2 separate regions of the Homo sapiens genome follow, and region 1 is linked to region 2. A link is a loop called in an ENCODE intact Hi-C map of the cell type or tissue named here. Cell type or tissue: PC-3. All regions are shown on one strand. Links, peaks and the distances in the headings refer to the core of each region. The heading gives the core; the rest is flanking DNA.

Evidence for each region. Peaks named below come from ENCODE experiments on the same cell type or tissue, not always from the same donor. Only the 100,000 strongest peaks of a DNase experiment are listed, where the experiment ranks them.
Region 1: it touches region 2 in a loop (4-fold over the local background); 3 of 110 quality-filtered maps call a loop at or near these places.

Annotation. Positions count from the first base shown.
Region 1 is chr3:55,593,700-55,602,032 of GRCh38, reverse strand. All of the region lies in intron 17 of ERC2 (ELKS/RAB6-interacting/CAST family member 2), which reads left to right. Among named protein-coding and RNA genes, the nearest start is that of ERC2-AS1, 9.8 kb to the left of the region's middle. In PC-3, for the core only: no CTCF peak of the experiment used is centred there; a DNase peak (open chromatin) is centred at 4,212; H3K27ac peaks cover 1,159 bases.
Region 2 is chr3:55,520,464-55,528,796 of GRCh38, reverse strand. All of the region lies in intron 17 of ERC2 (ELKS/RAB6-interacting/CAST family member 2), which reads left to right. Among named protein-coding and RNA genes, the nearest start is that of WNT5A-AS1, 37 kb to the right of the region's middle. In PC-3, for the core only: a CTCF peak has its summit at 4,198; DNase peaks (open chromatin) are centred at 3,786 and 4,086; H3K4me3 peaks cover 891 bases; H3K27ac peaks cover 3,123 bases.

The DNA.
Region 1 (8,333 bases), core at 197-8,196, 73 kb before region 2:
TCCATCCACCCATTCAGAAATAGTTATTGAGGACTTACTGTTTCACTGTGCAGCCAAAACACAAAGCCCGGCTCATGGGAAGTTCCCAGTGGATGCTGGTTATTAAAAAGGAAGTGGAGTACTTACTCTGGCATCTGGATCCCTTTGTGTTCCTGTCCGATGGACTTTTCCAGAGGCCCGAATATTTGTTTGTTTGTTGTTTGAGATAGGATCTGACTCACTGTGTAGCCCAGTCTAGAGTGCAGTGGTGTGAACATGGCTCACTGCAGCCTCGACCTCCTGTGTTCAAGGGATTCTCTTGCCTCAGCCTCCCAAAGTGCTTACAGACATAAACCACCGCACCCGGCTCCCCGGCTCTTTATCCTTCTCTTATTTAGGAGTGATAGTCCAGGCTACCAGCTCTGAATGTGTCTGCTTCTCTTCAGAGGGGCAGAGCTCTCCCATAGGCAGGAAGCACTTGTTTCCTGGACTCGTGGCATTTTACAGTGCCGAAGGACAGCTCGCTGGTTGTTTGCACACAACCAGTGTGAATGTGAAATGACAGGGAGCAGCTGAACTTCAGGGCAGTCTGAGTAGCTTTTTAAACAATTAACAAATTAATGAAGATAGTCATTTGGAGCACCTAGGTTTCTACTTGCTGAGAAAGGCCTGACCTGTTTCTGAGGAGGACTTTTTTGATTAAAATAAAAGGGCAATTTCTGTGGACATGAAGAATTTAAGCCTGGAGTCACATATGGAGCTTATAAGCCAGTTCTGCCTAGATGGCATTTTGTTTGGCTCAGAGTGTTCCAAAAACCGGAAAATATAATATACGATTCTGGCTTTCTGGGTTTTTGGAAAAAAACAGATGATCTGGTTATAGCGAGCTATATTCCCACGAGATTGCCCCAGCAATCTCCTTTGTCCAGCCAGCCCTCTCCAGTTTACTGGTCACCAATGTGGCCTTCCTCACATCTGCCTCACTTCCTTCGTTTGTGTTACCCCCAGCCCCCGTCCGCATGGTGTGCGAACCTGCTTTGGCACTGCAGAAGAGGGCCTGTGGCGAGCTTGCCATGGCCAGCAGCAGGTATTAATGATGCCCAGATTTGCCTCCCCAGCTCCTCATCCAGATGCCACATGGCAGGGCCAGTAGGAGCGACATCAGCAGCTCATCACCCAGGCTGCCAATAAGAACCACGTGGGTACTTGCCCAGGCACTGCATTAGGGATTCTGACTTAATGGCTCTAGGTGAGGCGCAGAGGCCGTGTCCACACAGACAACTTCCAAAGGCCTGCACTGAAGCTTGTGCAGAGCTCCCCTGCTCTCTGGGACAAGTGTTCTGCCCCCAACAGCACTCTTCTAGGCTTCTATTCCTCTTCCTGAATTGGTGTTGAGCATCACAAGCCACTGTCATATACTGGAATCAGTGAAGAGCACACATGTCAAAAGAGGCTTTTCAAAGGGGTATAATGCAAAAACCAGAAATAATGTCTTGATCTGAAAATCCAAATAAATCAACAAAAAATGGGACTTGAGTGGTGGGGAGAAGATGGCAGACGTGAATGTTTCCCCCATCTTCTGCACGATGACAGAGAGGTACTTCTATGGGTGGGTACTTCTTGAGGCCCATCTTGATGTGTGCTCTTAAAGACAGCCTGTTATTTTCTTTCCAGATCCTTATAGATTGTTTTTTCTTTACATCAACAAGTCAACAATTGTGCCAGATTATTTCTACTGCTTACCTCTTTTACATTTTTCTGGTAAGCCCTTTTAACCTGCCATATATGTGTTTCATTGCATTAATTTATTGCTCCCTTTCTTAGTTTTTGGTCTTTTTTTCTAGAGCATCTATTATCCTCAGGTTCTCACTATGTAATTCCCATATCTATCATGTTGTCCCTTACAGATTACATCTCTATATTCTGGGATAACTTCACAAGATTACAGCCTATTTTTCTGATGATATTTTCTAGAGCAGTGATTCAGCTCCTTGCTACTTCTAATGCTGGCTTTGATTCCATTACTGCATTTTTGCTGGGTGGTCAATTCCCTTCCATTTTCTGTCCTGTCTATAGTCTTCTGCCTCGGTGCCTCACATGAGCTTTTTCACTGATAGGAAACTGAGGCCCAGAGAGCGATATGATTTGTCAAAGGTTATGTTGTTAGTTCCTGGTGAAAATGAAAGTAGAACTTGGATCTTCTACCAGTCCAAGGCGTTATTCATCCACAAGACTCAATTTTAAAGATCAACCTTGAGGTGAAAATAAATAATTTGGTAGAAAAAATTGTCATTATCTTCAACCTGATCAAAATGTTACACATATTGAGCATGAATATTCCAACTGAGAATTTCTTACTATAGATGACTGTAGTCACTCTTCCTTTTCTATAGCATAGCACTATTGATTTAGTGCTGAAGTTTAAAAACTCCAGTTTAAAAGGAACAAGTTCTACATTTTCCATGACTTATCTCCTTATCTGTGGACTAAGGACCTTTGGGAGTCCTCAAATCTGCAAAAACACAAACACACACACATAATGAACCATGATCCAGAATAGAATGCCTCATAAATACATGTGTGATAATTTCTCTGGTGTGTGCATAGACACTATTATGAGTTCTAAAATTTAAAAACATTACTTAATTTAAATACATTAGCATTTCAGAACATTACTGAATTCCTAGTAGCTGTCGATCATCAGGTATCAAGTTGTCTTCTCTGTCTTCCTTTGCAGTCTCCATGCTTCATAGGATGTGTTGCAGGGGACGTGGAGGAGCAGAGTAGTGCTTACAGTCAGGAATCAGGCTCAGTCCATAGCAAGATGTGGCTGTAAGCAGGCAACGTGGCTTCCCAAGGTGTCAGGCTTCTTCTGGCACACAGGGGAGGTTATAGTTATTAGTCATTTATTCAACAGCCATTTATTTGAAGAGAAATAAAATTACACTTAGGTGGAGGAGTCTGCAAAAGTTTTTGATGTTTGAAGGGAGTCCTTGCCAAAATTGTACTGCTCCTGTCTTCCATGATAAATTTGAAGCCTACTTGTGCCCTTCTTCAAGTAGCTGCCAATCCAAGGGAAAATCTGTACTGCCTGATGGCTCTCACCAGTGGCTACAGTGTTGGGACAGATCTGGCAAGCAGATGTCTGTGGTGGAAACTTTCTATTCTAGCATAGCTCCTTCTGAGGAAGAAGGGTTAGGTCAAAGAAGAATGTTCCCCAGACAATCTGCCCCTTTGTTAATCAATGCTGTGATCTTGACTGCCCCTACAGCAGCCCCATCTTCCTGAAATCTTCGGTAAAAAGGCCATCCAACAAATACATCTGGCATTGGCCAGGATTTTTCTAGGTCCACTGTAACAGGGAGGAATGGATTTAATCAGATTCAAAGGAACATTAAGATTCATTCCATAACAGTGGTGCATCTCTGGAAGGGCTATGGAAGGCAGGTGATCAAAAACCAGTTTCTCGAGCAAAGCTTGCAAAGCAGTGCAAAAGAATCAAGTTGACTATGCAGGTGTCTGAAATGCTAGTGACATTTATCGAGCTCATTGGGACACATGTACTATGTTCAGTGCTTTAATGGAGTAATCTAATTAGTCTTCATAGCAGCCTGCATAGTCAGCACTAATGTTATGAGCATTTCATGGATGTGGAAACTTGAGAATTCAGCCATTAAGCAACTTGTCCAAGGTCACACAGTGATTCCTCCTTCTTTAACTATTGGGCTGATAATATGGCCACACAGCTGATTTTGAGTCAATGAACTATTATTTTCTTTGTTTCTTTAATTGGACAATGCAGTCCTTATGCAGACATGCAGTTATTATAAGAAATGATAATTTGAGTCAATTTTAATAGATTTGGCAAAAGCTAGTATCTATATAATAGTAACAGAAACACTGAATTTGCTGAAAAAGACATTTGCAAGTTGTCTTCTCTGTCCTTGCAGCCTCCACGCATAATAGGTTGTGTTGCAGGGGACATGGAGGCCATGTGGAGGAGCAGAGTAATGCTCGCAGTCAGAAATCAGGCTCTGTCGTTAGCAAGATGTGGCTGTAAGCAGGCGATGTGGCTTCCCAAGGTGTGGCTTCTTTTGGTGCATGGGGAAGGACATAGTTTAGTCATTTATTTACCGTCTATTATGTAAGTGGATATGATGACAAACTCACTAACTCTTACTGAGATTGTAACACAAGTAATCCTGATGTAATGTGATCTATTCTAGGGGCAAGGTCTATATCTCTATGAAGGGCTAGGGTCACTGTAGGGTGCCAAGTCAGGCTTTCATCAGCACATGTTCATTGATGCCTACTCTGTTCCAGGCTCCATTCCAGGAGCTAGATGTTGCAAATACATTATATTTCAAAGGGTGGGGCCAGGAAGGCAGTGAACTAGTAACAAATAGGATGACTTCAGAAACTAGTAAGTTGCATGAAGAAAAGTACAGTAGAGTTATTAAGGAGTCACTGGGAATGAGAAGAACTACCGGACTTAAGGTGACCCGAGAAGATTTTTCTGAGGAGGTAACACCAAGACAAGCCTCAGAAAATGAGGACTATTTTCTAGGCTGGGTGGAAACTGGGTGGATTGGCCTTGATGTGTAAGGTTCTAAAATCATTTTTTTTTTTTTTTTGAGTTGGAGTCTCACTCTGTCACCCAGGCTGGAGTGCAGTGGCGCGGTCTGGGCTCACTGCAAGCTCCACCTCCTGGGTTCATGCCGTTCTCCTGCCTCAGCCTCTCAAGTGGCTGGAACTATAGGCACCTGCCACCACACCCGGCTAATTTTTTGTATTTTTTGTAGAGATGGGGTTTCACCATGTTAGTCAGGATGGTCTCGATCTCCTGACCTCGTGATCCGCCCACCTCGGCCTCCCAAAGTGCTGGGATTACAGGCGTGAGCCACCGCGCCCGGCCAAATCATTCTTCTTTTAACACAGAAGTGCAGATATCAAGTACATAATAATGCTTCTTGTATTTTATTCAGATTTCTAAGTAACCAAGCACATGTTCAATTTTTTTATAAATATTTCATATGTACTTGAAGAGAATTCTCTCTTTGGGTGCATGTTCTTTGTATATTCTTTAGATGAAGCTTATAAGTTATCTAATAAATCTTCTAAATCTCTATTAATGTTTTAGCTGGTAACTGCTCAGTTTCTGAGAGATAAGCATTAAAATCCTCATAATCATTATGGATTCAGTCATTTTTTGTTTTCTCTCTATCTAGGATATACTTTTAATTGTATAAAATGTCATCATCTAATGTTATAGCTCCTGGTAGGTTGTTCTTATCTTTCATTAATAATCTTCTTCATCTGTACTAATGCTCTTGCCTTTACATTTCTGTTCCTGTGTGCAAGTGCATATTTCTTCCAACCTTTTATTTTTAGCCTTTGTGTGTCACTGGTCCATTTTCCATTTTAAAAGCAACATAAAACTAGATTTAATTTTTTTACTGACTTTATTTTATTTTCAGAGACAGGATCTTGCTCAATAACCCTGGCTGGAGTGCATGGCATAATCACAGCTCGCTGTAACCTTGAACTCCTGGGCTCAAGTGATCCTCTAACCTCAGCCTCCCAAGTTGCTGGGACCACAGGCATATGTCACCATGCCAAGCTAATTTTGTTTTCTGTAGAGATGGGGTCTCACTATGTTGCCCAGGCTGGTCTTGAACTCCTGGGCTCAAGCAATCCTCCTGCCTCTGCTTCCCAAAGTGCTGGGATTATAGATGTGAGCAATCACACCCAGCATCTCTGTCTTTTAATGGGTGAATTTAAGCTATTTGTATTTATTGTAACTAATCTATTTGGACCTACTCTTCTTATTTCGCATGTTCTCTTATTATGGTTCTTTTGTTCCCTTCTCCTTTTTTCCCCTCCTCTCCTTTAATGTCCTATTTGAATTGACTGTGCTTTCTTTATTTCTATTTTCCCCCTACTGGTTTGGGAGTTACATATTCTATTTCTCTGTTCTTAGTGGTTTTGATAGTATCTAAAGCACAATTTGGCAAGAACTCAGAAGCTTTTAATGGATCACCTTAGGTTAGTTTAAGGGCTTTCTCTAGTATCCTCACTCCCCAGTGGTTGGGTCTTTAATGGGGTGAGGTGTAAATGAAAGTGCAGAGCATGGTCACTATGATGATTGTATCTTGGAGTGTGGATTTCCAACTTTCATTTGCTAAGACCTACACTTTATTGCCTGAGGCTGCCTGGTAATTTATAAACTGCCATACTCTCATGGTTTATAGATAACATGGCGGCTTCCAAGCAAAGATCCACTTGGTTTCTTTAGTTGCCCTTCCCTTTGTCTGCATTTGAGCCCTTGTAAGTGATGATAAACATTAAATAGCTCCTGTAAAACTGTTGAATTGTCAGTTTTTAAACTGCATAAAACACTGACATTTTCATTAGATCCTGGCTCTGAGGAATGTCCGGCTTTCATCATAACAGATTTGTTTACTTCTGCAGAGAGCCTTAATGCGCTGCCTATGGGAGAAATCTTTCTGTCACCTGCTCTTAAATGGGAAAGTCTTTGTTCAGCCAAAGATTTTTGGAAAAGGATTTGTAAGAGGGATTTTACACCTCCCTCTCTCTCCCTGACCGTCTCCCAAAAGGGTAAGGGATGGGAATAGAATCTTTGAAGAGCTTTGGTACTGGACAGGAAAAATTTCAACCTAAAATAGTCCTGCAAAGTCCATTAGGAGACAGAATGCTGAGGAGAAGCTATTAAACCACTATTTAGTTTCAGTGTCTCCTGTTAAAGATAAGCAAGTCATATCAATGTCTTTTTTACCTCAATCTTTTGGTTGACATTTAAACAGATATCTTGATTTTGGATTAATAAACTCTCTTGTGTATATTAGTAGGGAACACATTTTAAACTGCTGGGTCCTTCTAAGCAAGTTAATGAACCTTTCTGAGTTTTGGTTTTCTCATCTATAAAACTGAAATTATAAACTGACTTTTCAGAGTTGATATGAACATGAAGAGAGAGAATATATATGAAGGGCTCAGCACAGAACCTGGTTCTTAGTAGGGGACCATTCAATGGCATTTGACAGTGATGATGAAGGTAGTGGTGGGAATTATGGTGGTGAAGATGAGGATGATTATGGTGGGGGGAGGGTAGTGGTAAGAGTGTTGATGGTGATGGTGATGAGGATAATGCTGGTGGTGGTGACAGTTGGGGTTTTGAAAAAGACTGAGAAAGGTTATCATGTAATCAAAGAACTCAAGAAGAAGCAGAGTTATCTGTAACTACCTGACTGGCCAGGCGCAGTGGCTCATGCCTGTAATCCTAGCACTTTAGGAGGCCAAGGTCAGTGGAACGCCTGAGGTAAGGAGTTTGAGACCAGCTCGGCCAAAATGGTAAAACCCCATCTCTACTAAAAATGCAAAAAATTAACCATGTGTGGTGGCACAATGCCTGTAGTCCCAGCTACTTGGGAGGCTGAGACAGGAGAATCACATGAACCCAGGGTGCGGAGGTTGCAGTGAGTCAAAATCGCGCCACTATACTCCATCCTGGGTGACAGATCAAGACTCCATCTCAAATAATAATAATAATAATAACAATAAAACTACCTGCTCTATAATCTCCCAGTTTCTATTTGGGCACTTTCAGCCACTAGGAGATTCTTTCTTAGCAAAATTCTGTTATAGGCAGCAAACCACAAAAGCCCAGTTCATTCAGGCAATTGTGTTTTCAGGCCTAGATTTGTCTTCTAAAAAGTTAAACAGTGTTATTCTGAGTCATGTAATCCTGTTGCCATCTATCTCCATCCTAAAGATACTTTAGGACACCGCACACTTTGATGTTCTTCTGTCTTTCCTTGAACATGTATCTGCCATCTCTTTACCAACTCTTCTTTCTGTAGTCATTTGCATATATAAGTAAGGAACTCAAAGAAGACAATACAGGAGGAAAAAAGGTGCCAACAGCAAGGGTGGGGAAAAATCTGAGTGTTGTGTCACAGAAGTAAAAGAGGGAGACAGTTCCAGGCACAGGAGGAAGGTCACTGCTTTGAGCATGAAAGTGAGGGTGAGGATGAAGAAGGCTGGGCAGGACCGTAACTTCTGGCACTGAAGGGTCAATGCTGGCATCTGACACAGTATCACTGTGATGGTAAAAGATGGAGAGTCGAGGAATACTTGAGAGAAGAAGGGGTGAAGGCCACAGACATGGAGGAATGAGAAAGAGGTGGCTCCAGAGTAGAAAGAGTTTTTAGACAGGGGAGAATGGGGCCTCTTTGTGGACCAAGAGGAGGGAGCCAGAAGAGGTTGAGTCTTCAGATACAAAAGCAAGAGGATTCAGATATTTGGCCCTGGAGGAAATGGGAGAAGTATAAGGA
Region 2 (8,333 bases), core at 106-8,105:
GTTGCTAAACATCCTGTAATTCATAGAGCAGACCCCACAAGGAATTCTTAAATAAAGAATAATCTCAACAAGTCAGAAATGACTTGTCTTACAGAAAAGGACTAGACCTTGTTTATCCTTGTGTCTGTACCAGACAGTACCATACCTGCACACAATGGATGCTCAAGAAATATCTGTTGAACAAAGAAACATGAACATTTATGAATATATGAATGATTGAATATTATGCCTGCCTTGTGAGAGTGCTAAAATTTTTTTTTTTGTCAAATAAAGTATCTATGCACAGTCCCTGGCTCAGTGCCCAGCACATAGTAGGTATTCAGCGAATGGCAGCTCATGATGATGCCGATAACATTTACCTGAATTTGCTTCATACTCATTTTAAATAAGAATTCACTTGTTTTCATCCTTTGCCAAGATAATAGGCAGTCTGTGCAGGCAGAAAGCCCAGTGGGGCTTTTACAAATATTAGTTTACAAAGAATCTTTTTCATCTTGTTATTTTCCAGATAGGTAAGCCAAGGGCCACTTGGTTGTGCCTTCATTTCCGCTCCCTCTGGCAGGCTGTTCCTAGGCAGGGTTTTGTTTCTCTAAAATTATTGTTTCATTGCTTTGTTGTTCTAAAGGAACCTGTTGGTTAATATTAATGCATTTTTATCTTGGGCCATTTCCTTCAGGTTCTTTTTTCCAATCTGCCATCATATTTTGCTTCATCCTTTTTAATATCAGTGCTGCTTATGAAGCCCTTTCATGTACATATTACCCCTGATCCTCCAAGGAAGCCTGTGGGGTGTTACTATCTTTATTGGACAGGTAAGGAAACTGAGGCTCAGGACATTAAATCACAGCTGAGGAGTGGCCTCTGACTCTACCCTGACTCTACCCTATTGCCTCCTCCTAGGATTTGAGAACTAGAAGAGATTGAGAGACAGAGATCAGAAAAGGGGAGTTGACTGCCCAAACCCACGCATGAAATAGTGCCCAAGTCTCTGATGCTTCCATCCTATAGTTTTTAGCTCTTATTTTCTTTCCCACCTATACCTGAGAATCATTTTGCGATTGAGTTTCTCATTCATTCATTCATTCCAGGAGGAGGTATGGCATGCCTCTGTACTTTGTTGTGATGTCATGGGAAGACTTCTGGGTTGGGGTTTTGCTCTGCTACTTATCACTGAAAAGTGTTTGCCTAAGTTACTTAATTGCCCTGAACTTCAGATTCTCTTATCAGAAGTGGAGATGACAACCCTTGCCCTATGTCACAGAGTTGTCATGACGGTCAGTTGAGATCAAGGTAATAGCAAAGGGTTTGTGAACTGGAGTCTTAAGAGGATTTCGCTACGTTCTCTTCTCTCATCCTTTTCCCCCAAGTCTAGAGCTGGCAAATATGAACACTTCTTTTACACTGGCATACAACTCCACAATAAAAATGATAGTCATATTGACTAATATTTATTGAGCCCTTAAGACTGTGAGGCCCCCCACTAAGCACTAACATGTCTGGTCTATGCTATTTCTCTCAACACCTCTATGCTTTAGATATTTTTACTATCTCCGTCTGACAGATGGGGCAGTGGAGGCCCAGAAAAGTGCAGTTTCTTGTTCAAGGTTGCATAGCTAATCATGGGCTAAGCCACGATTGGACTCAAATTCAGTTGGATTAAAGAGCCCAAGGTCTTCATTCATTCACTGATTCATTTATTAAGAACCTCCTAGTGCCAGGCACTGTGCTAGGCACTGAATAGCCATGTGGATACTTCCTGACTCTCCTGCCCCCATCCAGGCCAGAACTGGGGTGGCCAGGACATCCCTTCCTCCCAAAGGAGGTGTGGAGACACGTGTGCTCCTGCTGGCCTGCAGACCCATCAGCTGTGTCAGCTGGAGTCCTGGGAAGAGGATGACATTGCTGCTTCCAGCTGGGAACAGCTGATCAGCACCAAGGGAGGGCCAGGAGGCTTTGGCTGAGCTGCATGAGGAAGTCCAACCCCAGCAGCAGCACAAGCACAGCGATTGTGCACCAAGGCCCCGTGAAGACCCTGGCCCGGGGACGAGTCCCCTCGTGCTTCCTGTGATGCTGCCTGCCAGAGCCTACTGTTTGGGACTTTTGTCCCTCCTGGCTCATCTTCAGGGGTTTCCTTGGGACAGAGTTACTTCATGGCCAATTGAAATCTCTGAAAAAACCTGTTGGGGCTTTCATAGTGCAAACACAACTGTTGCCTGTGGACAAATATTGACTTTTGGTGCTAACTCTCTCACGGACAGCCACCCTTGGGAGAGCCACGACGCGGGCCTTTGAGCACAAGTTGCTCAACCAGGTCAAAGGGAGACAGAAGCAAGAGGAGATGCTTCTTGGATCTCAGATGACCCTCTCCCAAATGGACCCCCATGGTTTCAGCACCAAGGCTGCCTGGAGTTTCAGTTTTATTGGGAGCAGTGCAGCAGAACTCCACCATGACTCCTGTATTAGTTTCCTAGGGGTTCTGTAACAAAGTACCACAAACTGGTTGGCTTAAAACAACAGAAATTTATTCTTTCATGGTTCTGGAGGCCAGAAGTCCAAAATCAAGGTGCTGGCAGGGCCATTCCCTCTTCGAAGCCTCTAGGGGAGACCCTTCCTTGCCTCTTCCGAGCTTCTGGTGGTTGCTGGTACCCTTGGCATTCCTTGGTTTATAGATGCATTGCTCCACCCTCTGCTTCCATCACCCCATGGCCTTCTCCCTGTATGTATTCTGTGTCTCTGTGTCCAATTTTTCCTCTTCTAAGAACACCAGTCATTGGATTAAGGCCTATCCTAATTCAGTATAACCTTATCTTAATTCAAATATATCTGCAAAGACCCTATTTCCAAACAAGGTCACATTCACATTTACTAGCGGTTAGGACTTGAAAATATCTTTTTAGGGGACAGAGTTCAACTGACACCACCCAAGGAATTGTTCTTCCCTTAAGGAAAGGTTATGTAGTCCCCACCTGCCTCCACCCAGCTTCCACTTTGCCCTGAAGTCACACATCTGGCCAGGTCACTCCCCTTCCATGGTGTCCCACTGCCTGAAGGCAGCATCTAGTCTCCTTAATGTAGCCATAAAGTCCCACGTGGCCTGGCCTTGCTTGCATCTCTGCCCTGACTCTGCTACTCCCCCCTTCCCATTCCATGTTGTGTCCTTGGTGCTTGAGGTTCACTGGGTCAGCTTTGGCCTGGCTCTATTTCAGGCCTTACCACATGCTGCTTTCTGCTCAGATGGTTCCTCTCTTCCCTCTTCCACTCGGTAGCTCCTACTCACCACCCCTCACATCTCAACCTGGAAGTCATCTTCTATGAGGAATGTTTGCTGGCCCTCTCTGACACCATATGAGGTGTCTCGGGGCATCCTGGGCCCCCATGAACTCACACATCACATTGTATTTCAGTTGTCTTCTTACCCATCTGTGCCCCTGACCTGGCTGCAAGTCTCCCAGATTAGGGTTTATGTCCTACTCCCCCTCAAATCCCCAGTCCTGGCCCATGGCTGGCAAAAATGATTGCTTGTTGAATTGAAGAACTGAATGAATGCATGAATGAATGAGAAAATAGGCAAAAATTATAACTGTATCCCAGCCACCTTCCTAATTTTGTGAAAATTAAAGGAAATTCTTCTGCCTTCCTGCTCTTGACACCCTACCATTGCATTCAACCCAAGCCAATACTCAGAGAAATGATGCTTTAGAAATTGTTAGTGTGCCAGGGTTTGGTCAGGACTGAGGATAAACCATGAGGGTAGTTCCTGGAGGAGTCTTGATTTGTCATCAGGAATGTCCAGCCTTGGGCCATCAGCACTAACGATGACCAACTGCGGTACCTGTGGCCGTCTTTTGAGTTTTCAGCTCCATTTCCTTTCTCTATAAAGGTGGAAGGCACCCAAAAATATGGATAAACTCAGCTAATTTCTTCTGCTTTGGCACATGTAGCTTTTGTGCATGATTGAACACCTCAGCCCACTGAAGAATAAAAACTGTAATTCCTCTCTCTCTCTCTTTTTTCATTGTGTTTAGCCAAAACAAGCTGTGAAAGAATGTAAAATATATCATTTTGTTGGCACCCGTTCACAAGTGAGTCAGTGAGCTTGCTCACATTTACAACTAAAATTGGATTTTAACCTTCCAAAAATTTATGACAACTGCTCCTTCTTGTGGCTTAAATGTTGACATATAATTAATTTAGGATTTCTTCCCAAGTCTTCCTGTCCAGGTTTGTACCTGCCACAGAAATATCCTTGAAAGTTTATCTAACAGCTGGAGCCATGAAAAAAAAAAAAAAAAAAAACCACTGGAGCTTTGTAAAACAGGGTGGGCTATGCCAACAGGAAGAGCCCAAGAGAAAGTACGAGGCTGCCAACGTGGCTGGCTGCCAGAGGTGCCCCAGGTTGGAGGCAGGGAATTTGCAGTTTTGGGGAAGCTTGGGGTTCCTTCTACCACTGTTCCTTCCTGGCCCCAGTGATGTGTTCTCTCTTTACTGTGCACACATCTTTTCATGAAGATGACCAAGCCCATACATAACCTGGGCATGAACACCCCACTGTGGTTATTTCTGCACTCAGGATCAAGCTGGTCCTATTGCCCAGCTCTCTGCTGTATGGGCGAGTATAGAGGGGGAGATAATAAGGACTACTTCTCATTGCACTCCTGTTATATGCCAGCCATTAGTAAGGGACTTTATAGGCAGAGTTCATTTTGTTTTATGTTCTCAACCACCTGGAGAGGTTAGAGTTACTATCTTCACTTTGGAGATGAGAAAACTGAGGCTCAGAGAGGTTAAGTGACTTACCTGAAGTCAGCAAAATGGAAAGGGGAAGGAGTAATAGGTAGTCTACACATACGAAGCTCCTGTTAGGCCCTGTCTCCGGCTCTCACTTTTAGTGCTTATGGCAGCAACAAATTATCTAGTCCAAAATGTCAGTAGTGCTGAGGTTGAAAATCACTGCTGCAGAAGCATTTGGGGCTATTCCTGGCACACAGTCAGCATTTGATAAATGTGTGTTACCATCAATGAACTTAGTTAGCTCTCTTCTTCACCTACTTCAATATTTATTGCATGCCCACTGTGTGGCAGGAACACAAGAAACACTTCAGTGAGCAAGACACACATAGCCTGTCCTCATGAACGCAGCCTAGGATGCAGTCAGGCATTAATCAGATCCTAACACAAATGTCTGATGCCAAGTTGCCCAGAAGCAGGAGTGCATATGGGGAGAGGGGGGAGAAATTGTCAAGACGGTGTTTGGCAAGAGGATTGGACCAGGAAGGGAAGTCAGGAAGGCTCCCCTGAAGAAGTGGTATTGAAGCTGACATCCAAGGATAAGCAGAAGGTAGCCAGATAAAGGATGATGGGGAAAGTGCCCAAGTGAGAGGGAACACCTATGCAAAAGCTCTGAAGGAAGACCCAGCCATGTGCCTCCTCCAGCAGTAGGAATCTCTGTTCATGGATTGGCACCCCGGATCAGGAATTTCATACATCTCTGTAGAGTTTTGCAATATCACTCAAGGGACTAGCTCCCAAGCAAGTTCTCCGTAGCAAAGCTGAGGCCACTGGTATATCCATGGGTCTTCCAGGGGACTCTGCAGTCCTGCTGCATTGGGCTTTGGCAGTGGCTTCAAGGGTGCCCCCGGAACCCACTGGCATTATGCCTCAGGTGACCACTTTGTCATGCCCCAGTCCCTTGGTCTCTGGCCCAGGTCTGCCCAAAGGCATTTCCTAGCCTTCAGTCCTGGATGCCAACCCAGTCTTAGAGGAGTTAAGCCTGAACCCTGCCTGCCAGGACTTTGGGATTTAATAGGGAAACTTCCAGCCAGTTCACATATTATGAAAACACATTTTCCTCTCTTTAATCTTCAAAGTGACCAGGGACAAAAGCAGCACAGAAATTCCCTCTCAGGGTACGTCTACATCTAAGTTGGAAACATGTATGATAGCTGGAAGCCCCATAACAGATGGGAGAATGGGCCCATCTTGGAGGCCCATTGTTACAGCTCTCCCAGTTACACGTGGAGACATTTACAGAGTTCACTTATATCCCTGAGTGGGAGCTGGAGATGGGAGACCAAGGGTTTCAGCCCTGGGCCCTTGTGCTTCATGCAGACCTACAAGGGCAGGCTTTGGCATGGGATTTAAATATAAGTTCAAACCAGAGAGTATGTCTGCTTTTTGGCACTGTGCAAATGTGACTGGCCTCAGATTCCCACTGAAATAACCTCTGCTTGCTTTTCTCAAACTCCTCATTCTTTGGAGGGGAATGTTATTGTTTCCCTTTAAGGTGGTCTGTTGGGCAAGGGAGGGTGGGAAGGAAAGGAGAAAGGAAGGAAGGATTCCTGTAGTTTTCATAAACAAAGATTGAAGACAATATAAAATCCAGACTGAATCTGCCTTTGTATCTCATTTAAGAACCCACTTCACTTTCAACTCTGCAGACCAAAACGAGGTAGCATTCTTCCTGTTCCTTTGTTTGCAGGTGAGGATTAGGGCCCAGAGAGGCAGCATATCGTTAAAAGGCCTGACTTCACCCAGCTGGTTGCTGGTTTGTGTTTATGTTTCCCTTTTCCCTTCTCCCCTACCAAAAATGGTCCCCTCCCCCCAGAGAAGACTATTTCCTTTTGTTGCGGGGAAACTCTGAATTGGTGGTTGCTTAGAAAACACATAGAAGTGTGTAGCAAGTTGAAGTTAAAAAATAGTTCATGAAATGCAAAACTCCATTTAGCCCCTATCTGCCAAGAAATAAATAGTTTAAAAAATGAATTTCAGATCACTGACAATGATGACTGTGTTTATGGCAGTGGAGTTGTCTGTCTTCAGCAGGCCATCCTTGCAGGCATACACCCAGCATTTAGAAATTAAACAAAAACACATTGAACTTGCTGCATTAGCTGTTGCCACATTGGAACGCTAATGGGTTTAGTGACCACAACCGACCCAGGCCAGCGTGTGTCAACAGCCAAAGGAGCAACCTCAGTCACTGTTTGTGCTTTGCCCAAGTTGTTACAAGCTTAATTCTTTGCAGCTTACTTTTCCTGCTGTTTTGGCTTCTCCCCCACCATGTCTTAGAAAGTGTAGCCCCAGCCCAGCCTCACATAGCAAGGCCACGGGGTCCTGGCAAGATGTCTGAAGATGCAGGCACCTCAGCCTCTTTGGTCTCATGAGCAGTTACATCAGGGCTCTGCCTACCCCCTTCTTTTGCCAGTCACTTCTATTAGGCGTTCTGGAAATGGCCCAGCCTGAAGCAAATGCAGACAGCCTCTTGATGAGCTACTCACCTGGAAAAGTGGAGTCTTTCTCTCTCTCTTCTTCTCCAAGAAAGTATGCTGCATAGCATTTCACCTCCAAGGTGGTTTCTTTGCACCACAGGCAAGCCTTCAGCCCTGCCTGAGAAACAAGGTCAAATGCCTCCATTTTTGCACAGCTGAATCAAGCACTGGGTTGTAGGATCTTGGCGGTGAAGAGGTTAAATTGCTCAAAAGGCTGGATCTGTGGTTTCCTGCCCACACTTGCTCTGGCCTAAGGCAGTGCTTGCTGTGTGGGGAGAGGGAAAGGGAGGTCTCGCCTGGACCCAGGTGGCCGACAGGCAAACCATGTTATTAAGAAGCAGGAATCGCAAAACCTTGATCTTCAAACGAGACCCCTAATTAGTCACCAGCCCAAGAGTAAATGGCATTCCACCTCAGTGAGGCGGGAAGGGCGCCTTCAAATCCTGGAGACTAATTGCCATTATTGGCTCTATGAAGATCCTGTTGTAAACACTTGTCATTGGAGCCACTTCTGGTCAGTAAACTTGAGATATCAAATTGTTCCTTCATGTTTCAAATTCTCCAGAATGCCTCTCTCTGGCTCCTTTTCTAGGAGGGGGCATCTCTTTCCCGAACATGACAGCTTTCTTAAGATCCAGTTTAGGGAGATGTCTTCCTGTGACTTGTATATGCTATGGCAGGCTCATCTTAAAACCAAGTTCTTTTCAGTAAAGGGCTTTTTAACAGTGTTTTACTTTATTTTCATTGGAATTTGAAAATGCCATCTCAAAAATAAGATAACAGGGCTTATTATCATGAAGATAATGGAGCTTACGTTTGGAGCACCTCAGGTAAGCTGACTTTTCCAAGGCCCTGGGAGGTGCCCCAGTGAAATGTTCACAAGGCCGTATCTTTTTATCAAGCTTGAAATAGTCAATTATTTATGTATTCTTTTTCTGAAAGAAGGCCTCTAAAATGGTACGAACTTTAGGCCACACAAAACCAAGATGTGTTCCACAGTATTCAAGGTGTGTTTCTCCCTTTCCTATCATGTGTTCTTGTTGCTTCTGGAGATAAGTATTTTCT